Linked DNA regions of Homo sapiens: region 1 is linked to region 2. A link is an interaction called in ENCODE POLR2A ChIA-PET data of the cell type or tissue named here. Cell type or tissue: PC-9. All regions are shown on one strand. Links, peaks and the distances in the headings refer to the core of each region. The heading gives the core; the rest is flanking DNA. Region 1 has its middle 80 kb from the start of EXOC2. Region 2 overlaps LINC01622 (long intergenic non-protein coding RNA 1622).

Region 1 (5,379 bases), core at 90-5,089, 230 kb after region 2:
GGCACTGCCCTACAAAGGCAAATCCTCCATCAATACATAATGAAAAACGACCCATCAAAAAAATAAGTCAGAGTTGGGGAGGCACAGAAAAAGTGACAAATTGATTCCAGACTCTTCTTTTTTAGGCCATCATGGAAACAGTTACTGGATTTATATTGGAAAATTCCTACCAGGGTGTGACGCCTTCAATCGCCCTTCGTTTCCCGTGATCTCCCCAGGAGCAGGCAGAGGGGCATCCTGGGAACCGACCGCGAGGTGGCCTGGATCTTACTGCTGCCACTGAGTGCCGCTCCCAGGAATGTGGGCACGGGGATCCAAAACCTCAGACGCACTGCAGGAATGTGGGCACGGAGAGCCAAAACCTCAGACGCACCGCAAGGTGCCCACAACCTCATTCGTGTGCTTGGACACCTGAAAATCCTTTACCTGGTACCTTTAATTGACAAATTTCATATAATCACCACTTTTCGTAATATCTGAGGAATTCCACTAAAGAAAGAGGGATGCCTGAACACTGGAGACACACAAATGTCCGTATTTTATATAAGAAAGGTCAAGGCAATGAATTTAGCGTTCTAGACTGCTACATTTAATATGGATACCTTGAAAAGCGATGATGGAATAATTTATTGACAGCTTTGTTGTATTTTAAAAGTAATAAAGGAGGCATCCAACCAAACAAGTTCATTGAATTTTTGATGGGGCCATGAGACCTGTAGATCAGAAGGACACAGGCAGTGTGATTTCCTCAAAGTGTTTGACTTGACAAAGGAGGGAGGAATTAAAGTGTAAGGAGACGTTGATAGTTGATTAAACAACAGCGACCTAAAGGGTGCTGAGAAGTCCACTGCTGTTAACCTGGAGGAAAGTCCCCTGAGTCCCAGCTGTTGGGGACAGCTCATCTGCCAGGCAACAGAATCCATGTTCAAGATGATTTCAAGGCCCAAAGGAAGAGACAAAAACAAATACAAACAATTCATTAGAAATAAAAGTTTTTTAAAATGTGAAATTCTGATTTTAGATTCCCACAAATAATTTCATAATTTTGGCAGAGATAACATCTAGCTTGGGAGTGGGTTTTGAGAAAACAGGCTTGAAGATGAGTTGTAAGAGCACGAAAAAGGAAAAATGCAGGTGGGCTCAGTCTTCATTCATAGAAGCATGGAGTCCCTATCAAGGCAGGTAATTAGGATGTGCCTCAGTTTCCCCAGGACCCTTTCTGCTAGCTTCGTGCACTTGTGTCAGAAGAGGCCATTAACCATGCTGTCCCCAGACTCCCTCCCACATTTCTTGACTTGTCAGGCTTTCCTGTGAGACTCATTTTCCCCTCCCTGTTGTTCTATTCTTTGACCTAATTACTGGCTGAACTAACAAGCGTTACTTGCCTTCAATGTATTCTCTCACCCTTCATCTATTAAAAACATAATACCCATGCTCAACTTTGAAGGCCCAGCTTGAATCCTACCTTCTCAGTGTGGTTTTCCTCTTCCTCACCAACAGAAATGACCTGGTCTTCCTCCAGGGGCTTGTGAACCTAGTGGCCATGGTCCTTAGGACTCTTACCAGCCTTATCACATGCACTATTGTCTTCTATGAGAGTTGGTACATTTCAGAGCATCCTAAATCATTTCTTAGGCAACAGAGGACATCAGTTGTACTTTTATAAAGATTCTATTTAAGATGTAGCTTTCTGTCAATAAACTAGGTATTGAAGGAACATACCTCAAATAATAACAGCCATTTATGACAAACCCACAGCCAATATCTTATTGAATGGGCACAAGCTGGAAGCATTCCCCTTGAAAATCGGCACAAGACAAGGATGCCCTCTCTCACCACTCCTATTCAACACAGTATTGGAAGTTTTGGCCAGGGCAATCAGATAAGAGAAAGAAATAAAGGGTATTCAAATAGGAAGAGAGGAAGTCAAATTGTCTCTGTTTGCAGATGACATGATCCTATATCTAGAAAACCTCATCATGTCAGCCCAAAAGCTTCTTCTTCTTTTTTTTTTTTTTTTTTTTTTTGAGATGGAGCCTCACTTTGTCGCCAAGGCTGGAGTGCAGCAGTGCGATCTTGGCTCACTGCGACCTCCACCTCCTGGGTTCAAGCAATTCTCCTGCCTCAGCCTCCCGAGTAGCTGGGGCTACAGGCACATGCTGCCGCGCCCAGATAATTTTTTGTAATTCAGTAGAGACATGGTTTCATTGTGTTGCCCAGGCTGGTCTCGAACTCCTGAGCTCAGGCAATCTGCTTGCCCCAGCCTCCCAAAGTGCTAGGATTATAGGTGTGAGCCACTGTGACCAGCCTCAAAAGCTTCTTAAGCTAATAACCAACTTCAGCAAAGTCTCAGGATACAAAATCAGTGTGCAAAAGTCACAAGCATTCCTATACATCAACAACATACAAGCAGAGAGCCAAATCATAAATGAACTCCCATTCACAATTGCTACAAAGAGAACAAAATACACAGGAATACAACTAACAAGGGAAGTGTAGGACCTCTTCAAGGAGACTACAAACTATTGCTCAAGGAAATCAGGACACAAACAAATGGAAAAACATCTCATGCTCATGGATAGGAAGAATCATTATTGTGAAAATGGTCATACTGCTCAAAGTAATGTATAGATTCATGCTATTCCCATTAAACTACCAATGACGTTCTTCACAGAATTAGAAAAAACTATTTTAAAATTCATATGGAGCCAACAAAGAGCCCATATAGCCAAGACAATCCTAAGCAAGAAGAACAAAGCTGGAGGCATCATGTTATCCAACTTCAAACTATACTATAAGGCTACAGTAACCAAAAGAGCATGGTACTAGTACAAAAACAGACACATAGACTAATGGAACAGAATAGAAAACTCAGAAATAAGACTGTACATCTACAACCATCTGATCTTCAACAAACCTGACAAAAACAAGCAATGGGTAAAGGATTCCTTATTTAATAAATGGTGCTGGGAGAACTGGCTAGTCATATACAGAAAATTGAATATGGACCCCTTCCTTATACCTTATACAAAAGTTAACTCAAGATGGATTAAAGACTTAAATGTAAAACCCAAAACTATAAAAACCCTAGAAGAAAATCTAGGCAATACCATTCAGTGCATAGGCACGGGCAAAGATTTCATGAAGAAAATGTCAAAAGCAATTGCAACAAAAGCAAAAATTGACAAATGGGATCTAATTAAACTAAAGAGCTTCTGCACAGGAAAGGAAACTATCAGACTGAATAGACAACCTACAGAATGGGAGAAAATTTTTGCAATCTATCCACCTGACAAAGGGCTAATATCCAGAATCTACAAGGAACTTAAACAAATTTAGAAGAAAAAAACAAACAACTCCATTAAAAAGTGGGCAAAGGACATGAACAGACACTTCTCAAGAGAAGACATTTATGTAGCCAACAGACATATGAAAAAAAGCTCAACACCATTGTCATTAGAGAAATGCAAATCAAAGCCACAATAAGATACCATCTCATGCCAGTCAGAATGGTGATTATTAAAAAGTCAAGAAACAACAGATGCTGGTGAGGCTGTGGAGAAATAGGAACACTTTCTATACTGTTGGTGGGAATGTAAATTAGTTCAACCATTGTGGAACACAGTGTGGCAATTCCTCAAAGACCTAGAACCAGAAATACCATTTGACCCAGCAATCCATTACTGGGTATATACCCAAAGGACTATAAATCATTCCATTATAAAAATACATGCATGCATATGTTCACTGCAGCACTATTCACAGTAGCAAAGACAGAGAATCAACCCAAATGCCCATTAATAAAAGACTGGATAAAGAAAATGTGGTACATATACACCATGGAATACTATGCAGCCATAAAAAGGAATGAGATAATGTCCTTTGCAGGGACATGGATGGAGCCAGAAGTCATTATCCTCAGAAAACTAACACAGGAACAGAAAACCAAACACAGCATGTTCTCACTTATAAGTGGGAGATGAACAATGAGAACACATGGACACAGGGAGGGGAACAATGCACACTGGGGCCTGTCATGGATGTTAGGGAAGAAGAGCATCAGGATAAAGAGGTAATGCACATGGGGCTTAATACCTAAGTGATGGGTTGATAGGTGCAGAAAACCACCATGGCACACCATTTACCTATGTAACAAACCTGTACATCCTTCATATGTACCCTACGACTTAAAATAAAATTTAAAAAATAGTAATACTAAGATGTAGCTTTATTTATGACTTGTGTTGTAAAATTTAGACTCTCTTAGGTTCAAGCAAAAATTTCTACACATTTCTCTACTGATAAGGAAAACACTCCTCTATAAGGCATCAATATTAGCAAATGTACATAACCAAGGAATGCATGACACTGAGATACATATTTAAAGCAATAGTTACAGCAAGTAGCTTGAATGAAAATTTTAGGAGAATGCAACTGATCTTGTCTTAAGATAATATGGAATAACTGAGGTACAATGGGAAAGAAACAAACAAAGATCATCAATCAAATATGAGAAGGCTTCCTTGATTCCAGCATTTTGGGCCTAACTCTCAATCTGTAACAAGTCTCCCAAGAAAGGTAAGTGAGTGAGAGAGAGAGAGAGAGAGAGAGAGACAGAGAGAGACAGAGAGAGAGAGAGAGAGAGAGACAGAGACAGAGAGAAAGGAAGGAAGGAGGGAGGGAGGGAGGAAGGAGAAAAAAGAAAGATTTTCATTCTTCATTAACTAAATTATATTTAGTGCATACTCTGTGTCAGGCACTGCCATGTGCTTTTGAAATAAAGAAGTTAACAAAATGTACATAGTCTCTGTGTTCATGGAGCATCCATTGTACCTCAGGATCGGAATAACCCAGTAAAAGGTCAGGTACAATAATAACTATAAGAATTAACAGGTTATGTGAGGGGGATAGAGAGTGATAGCGGTGGTATTTTATAACTGGTGTTAACTGAATCTTCACAATAATGCTCTGAAGCAAATAAAGGCCGTTCATTTGAGGCTAATCTTAAAATGAGAAAACTAAAGCTCAGAGATGATTACAGGAAGCAGCAGACTCAAGACTAAGTCCCAGCATTCCCAACTCAATCTGATACTCATTTTATTTTATCACCTTGCCTGATCAGAGGATCAGGAAATTATGCTTGTTTGAAGAGCTCTTCTTAACAAAGCAAAATGTGGGGAAGCCAAAGCTGTAGGCGACCACTTTTTTATTATTATTTTTATTTATTTTTTATTTCAATAGGTTTTTACGGAGCAGATGGTGTTTGGTTACATGAATAAGTTCTTCAGAGGTGATTTCTAAGATTTTGGTGGACCAATCACCCAAGCAGTGTACCCTGTACCCAAGGTGTAGTCTTTTATTCCTCACCCCTCTCCCACC
Region 2 (5,379 bases), core at 323-5,322:
CAGTTGAGGATGGGGCAGATGATATTAGAGTCACATCTCCTGGTGTGACTCACTCCTGAGCACAGGCCCTTACCCTCCTAGGAAGAACAGCGATGGCACTCTCCCTGTCCCTAGGATGGAGTCTTGCCATTAGCCTCAGGCTCATAGTTGGAAAGCACGATGGGGGAAATGGGCAGAGACGGCCTCACTGAAGTGCAGTTGCTGACCAGACACTGGCAGACACAGGGATGGCTTGACACGTGTGTGCCAAAGCTCATTGCAAGGTTTCTGCAAAGTCCATCAACACCTGGAGGCACTTCTGCTGGAATCCCAGCTGACCTGCTCCTCGTGGATCTCCTTGCCAGCTGACAGCAAATAAGCTGATCCCAAGTGTGCAAACTGCCTGCATTGCTGTCTTCCCTCTCTGCTTTTTTCTTATATACATCTGTTGTTAGATAACATAGATGAAACTGACCTATGTCTCCTCTGGCACCAAGTAAACAACTGACGATAATCAACAGTTTCATTCCTCCATCCGTCAGGGCAAGGTTTTCGTCTCTTCTAGTCAGGGAAGCATAACTCTGGGGCCTCAAGTCTGAACAATGGCCCTAACGTAGCATTTCATTGCTTTTTGAGGAGCAGGCCATGCACATGGGGACCCTGAACCCTGCTGTGAGCCACCCTCCAGCTGGGGGAGCCTGTCAGGCTGCACCCCATCTCACTTGACTTGGCCTTGATTCACCATCTTCAAACAGGTAGCTGTGAATGGCTTAGGACCATTCTCAGAGTTCACTTCACCAGCTGAGTTTAAAACATCCCGCTATCCTGTGAGAATGATGAACAGCCACAGCCACGCTGGGCCTGTGCTTGTACAACAAACTTGACTTTGCTTCTGCGCTTCCCAGAAGACACTCCAGCATGCTCTGGGAGTAGGCATACTGGGTATTTGCACCTGATGTGCAAGAAAGAGTGCTTGGAAGATCACAGAAGAGTCAGACAGGAGGAGAGCCGAGGGGTTGAAACCCTCCCGCGAACAGGTACCTGGCACGTACCTGGCACACCATTCTCCTCCGGAGAGTGCTGCTCTGTCGCCCAGGCTGGAGTGCAGTGGCACAGTCACAGCTCACTGCAGCCTCAAACTCCCGGGCTCAAGTGATCCTCCTGCCTCAGCTTCCTGAGTAGCTGGGACTATGGGCATGCTACCATGCCTGGCTAATTTTTAAATTTATTTTGTAGTAGAGACAGTGTCTCACTATGTTGCCCAGGCTGGCCTTGAACTCCTGCCCTCAAGGGATCCCAAATAAATATATTTATTTCTAAATTCATTCTAAATGTTTGCAATGTTAAGTATGTGTGGCAAAAGAACAGATACCTTTCATTTTTTCAATCACCTTTCAAATATTGTTACAAAAGCACATATTACTGTGAAATAGTCGTAATTTCAGAAAGAAATTATTCTTCATTCAACTTCTCTTAAGATTTTTAATTAAACTTTTTATTTTGAAAACATTCAGAACCTACAGCAAAGTTGCAAGAATATTACAAGTTAATGATTATATGCTCTTCCCCTCTATTCTCCCACCATTGATACTTAGCCATGCCAACTCTCTCCATCTCTATATTCTACACATTTACAGTGCAATTATCAAATTTAGAAAACTTAACATTGACACAATGCTATTATCTAATATGTGGTGAATATTCAAATTTTGTTGATGGTTACAAAATTGCCTTAAAAGCAACTTTTTCCCCTCAACACAAAATCCAATCTAGGGTGATGCGTCGCATTTAGGTGTCATGTCCCCTTAGACTTCCTTAATCAGGAGCAGTCCTTAGCCTTTCTTTGTTCCATGAGGCTGAAAGTTCGTTTCTGAAGTGCTCAGGGTCTTTTTGTTTTGCTGACGTCTCAGTTTGGGTATCACTTGGTTAAGGTGGTGTCATCCAGAGTTATCTTCTGGAAAGGCACCTTCTATCTTGGATAGGAAGGAATTTAAGAGCAGGCACTAGGCAACTGTAAATATCACCCCACAATTCCACTGAATGATATTAATATTCAGCGACGATCTTTGCCCGGGCCAACAATTATTATGGTGGTTTCAAAGCAGTCATTTTCTGACTCCTTTATCAGTTGGCCTTCTATAAGGAGAGGCTTTCTCATGGATCCCACCCCTTCACTTGCTTGTTTTCTGCCAGCATTCTGTACTCACAGGTTGGTTTCTTTGTCCAGTGAGTTGTCACCCACTACCTTCATGAGCCATTTTCAAGCTCAATTTGTCTCATGTGTGCCCAGTGGCAGCTCCTTCAAACTAGTCCTTGTTTCCTTTTGTCCCCATCATGTTTTGAGCAGTTCCTTACTTTGGGGCTGATCCTGTACTTTTCCTGCCTCAGCCCTGGAGTCAGCCATTCTCTAGGGAGCTGGTTCCCTGGAGTGGGTCTGGCACATGTTTAACAAAGGAAGGAAGATGCAAGAGAAGGAACTCCAACATCCAAATCCTTCATTTAAGAGAGTCTTGAAAATACCCGGGAACAGGGGAACTCTTGCTGTCCAGTGGACTTTAACCTTAATTTTTCCATATTTTCATATTTTAGGCCCTGCATGTTTTTCTTCGGGAAGGCTGTGCAGTCTGCTCTGAGGAGACAGATCAACCTAGCCCTTCTCCAGGACGAACTCCGAAAACCACAGGAATTCACGTTCAAAGGATGACGCATCTCAGAATCAGGTCTGTGTGTATGTGAATTGCTTTTATCTCGTAGGAAAGAAAATCCCCATCTTATACGGCCACTTTTTGACAAAATATGTTCATGCATCCCCAAATCAGAAAAATCATTTGTTACTTCAGTTTCCTGGAAGGAGAAAAGCACTGAATAACTTCTGCAAGCAAGGAAACCTGAGTTCAGTGTGGTTCCCAGGGCCTGCTACCTCCTTACTGACTGAGACCTGGGCGTTTGGCCGAAGCACACATCTCTCAACAGGGGCCACTTATATCTTTATCAAGGGGTGCCTGGGGTGTGTGTGTGTGTGTGTGTGTCTCTGTGTGTGTATGTGTCTGTGTGTGTGAAAAAACAGAGAGAGAAATGAAAGTTGTGGAGGTGAGAAAGTATTTCATAGGTTAGATATTAGTCATCATGAACATTTTTGCATTTAAAATGAGTATCTTATAGGACAGAAGTTCCTAACGCAGAGTTTTTAATTTTGTTTTGCTTTTTATTTTCTAAAATGACCTTTTAAAATAAAATTCCTCCAGCCTGGCCAACATGGCGAAACCTCATCTCTACTGAAAATACTAAAATTAGTGGGGCGTGGTGGCGAACGCCTGTAATCCCAGCTACTTGGGAGGCTGAGGGAGGAGAATCGCTTGAACCTAGGAGGCAGAGGTTACAGTGAGCCAAGATCATGCCACTGCACCCCAGCCTGGGCGACAGAGCAAGACTCCGTTTTGAAAAAATAAAATAAAATAAATAAAATTCCTCCCTACGAGACATGATACCACTAACTCACCCCTCTTCCCAAATTTGCAAATCAAGTTATTAAAGCTCTTTTCAATTCATTTTTCCTTTCTGAACAATGACTATTTAATATAAAGAGTTAACTCGTTCTGTTTTTCAATACAAATAAGAATTACAAACTGTAGAGCTATTTCTAGCAGAAGTACTTTCTTACGGAACCAATTTTTCTTCTGATTAATTCAAATTTATTTTAAACGTGTGAAAGAATTTCAAATACTGTTACACAGATATTCTAAATGTCTAAAATCAACTCTGAAATAAAGTCCCTACCTGGAGCCTCCCTGGCTCACTTTCTCTTCCTTAGCTATTCTCTTTTTCTTTCTTCCTGTATTTTTTCATTGCAAATCTTAAAGTCGTGGTAAGACCGAAAACAAGCAAACAATTAACTGCACAAGGTAACCCCCATTAGAGATAGTGCTGTGAATACCTGCAGAGGGGGCTGTGGAAACAGTGACAGGCTGCACATGGGGTGGGGGTGGGAGTGAGGAAGACCCAGGAGGGGCCTGGCAGGGGAGCCAGAAGGGCAAAGAGCAGCAGGAGCTCCGCAGGACTTAGTGGGTGAGCAGGCGGGCGAGTGAGGGTCTTGCGGGGTGCCGGGAGCAGGCGGGCGAGCGAGGGTCTTGCGGGGTGCTGGGAGCCCGCAGGACTTAGTGGGTGAGCAGGCGGGCGAGCGAGGGTCTTGCGGGGTGCTGGGAGTGGATGCGCTAAAGTCTGAGAAGTGGCCAGGGTCCTGATCGCCGGGGGGTCTGTCGTCCTCAGGGAGGAGCTGGACTTTCCGGCCAGCACAAAGCAAAGCCCTTTGATGAGATGCTTTGCTTCAGAAGTCACCTTGGCAGCTGCGTCAGGGAACGGATGTAGCGGCTCAAGAGTGAACCCGGAAAGGCTCCTAAGGAGGTCCCTGCCTCAGTCCAGGCAAGGCTGTGGCCTAGACGAGGTGGCGGGCTCGTGTGGATGTGGAGAGAGGTGGGTTTTAGGGGTAGAGCTGGTCCGACTTCCTGATAAGTAGATACGGAGTGGGAGGAGTCAGGAGGTCTGTTCCGGGCCCGCCATTGTGGAGCCGGAAGGGAGGCCACGCTGACAGGGAAGCTGCTGTGAGGTGAAGAAGGTTCGCTGGTTTTCTGGCCCGTACCTGTGCAGGGGTCCCAGGGCCCGGTACTCTGTTCTTTGGCGGGAGCTGGTTGACCTTGTCTGAGGTCATTGTTCATCTACGCATCAGGGTCCTTCTATGAGTCTTCGAAGCCAGAACTAGCGAAGAGAGTCAGTCCAGCCCCTCCACGTTCCCTTCACTTTCTTGAGGAAGAAGGTCTGCAACAGGACCATGTAAAACCAACGCGGAGGAGGAGAGAGAGAGAGAGACGGAGGGGAGACAGGGAGAGACGGAGCGAGAAGGGAGACAGAACGAGAGAGAGGGAGGGAGAGGGGGAGAGAAGACAGGGAAGGATGGCGGGGAGGGAGAGAGGAAGAGATAGGGAGAAAGACAGGGAGGGAGAGGAAGAGGCAGAGAGAGAAAGGGAGAGAGAGGGAGGTGGGGGAGAGAGACGTTTGAACGAAGTCTACAGATTAGTTAATAGTGTGATCATTGTTAACTTGCTGACTTTGATCATGGCTGTGGTTATGGGTGTTAATATTTGAGAAAGCTGAATGAAGGATGAACAGAGATTTTTCACCCTAAGTGAAAAGCCATAAGTCTGAAATATAAAACATTAAAAAGTTTTTTAAAAAGAAAAAATCTAGGCAAAAATTATAGCACCTCAAATACTGCTTTTGATATAATTTGTGCCTAGTCAATTTCCTAAAAAACATTATTTTTCTCTTGAAAAATATAAGGTGCTTTGTAGGTTAGTCTTGGCTGGTAAAAGAGAAAAGTATGCAAGATAGAGTATGCTCTAAAAA

What was found. Peaks named below come from ENCODE experiments on the same cell type or tissue, not always from the same donor. Only the 100,000 strongest peaks of a DNase experiment are listed, where the experiment ranks them.
Region 1: POLR2A ChIA-PET joins it to region 2 with 7 read pairs; 2 of 35 experiments call an interaction of 5 or more read pairs at or near these places.

The regions. Positions count from the first base shown.
Region 1 is chr6:770,377-775,755 of GRCh38, reverse strand. No RefSeq gene overlaps it. Among named protein-coding and RNA genes, the nearest start is that of EXOC2, 80 kb to the right of the region's middle. In PC-9, for the core only: no CTCF peak of the experiment used is centred there; no DNase peak of the experiment used is centred there; H3K27me3 peaks cover 570 bases.
Region 2 is chr6:1,002,718-1,008,096 of GRCh38, reverse strand. LINC01622 (long intergenic non-protein coding RNA 1622) reads left to right here. Exons shown (of 4, transcript NR_027116.2): 2 at 2,569-2,699. Among named protein-coding and RNA genes, the nearest start is that of LINC01622, 96 kb to the left of the region's middle. In PC-9, for the core only: no CTCF peak of the experiment used is centred there; a DNase peak (open chromatin) is centred at 2,676.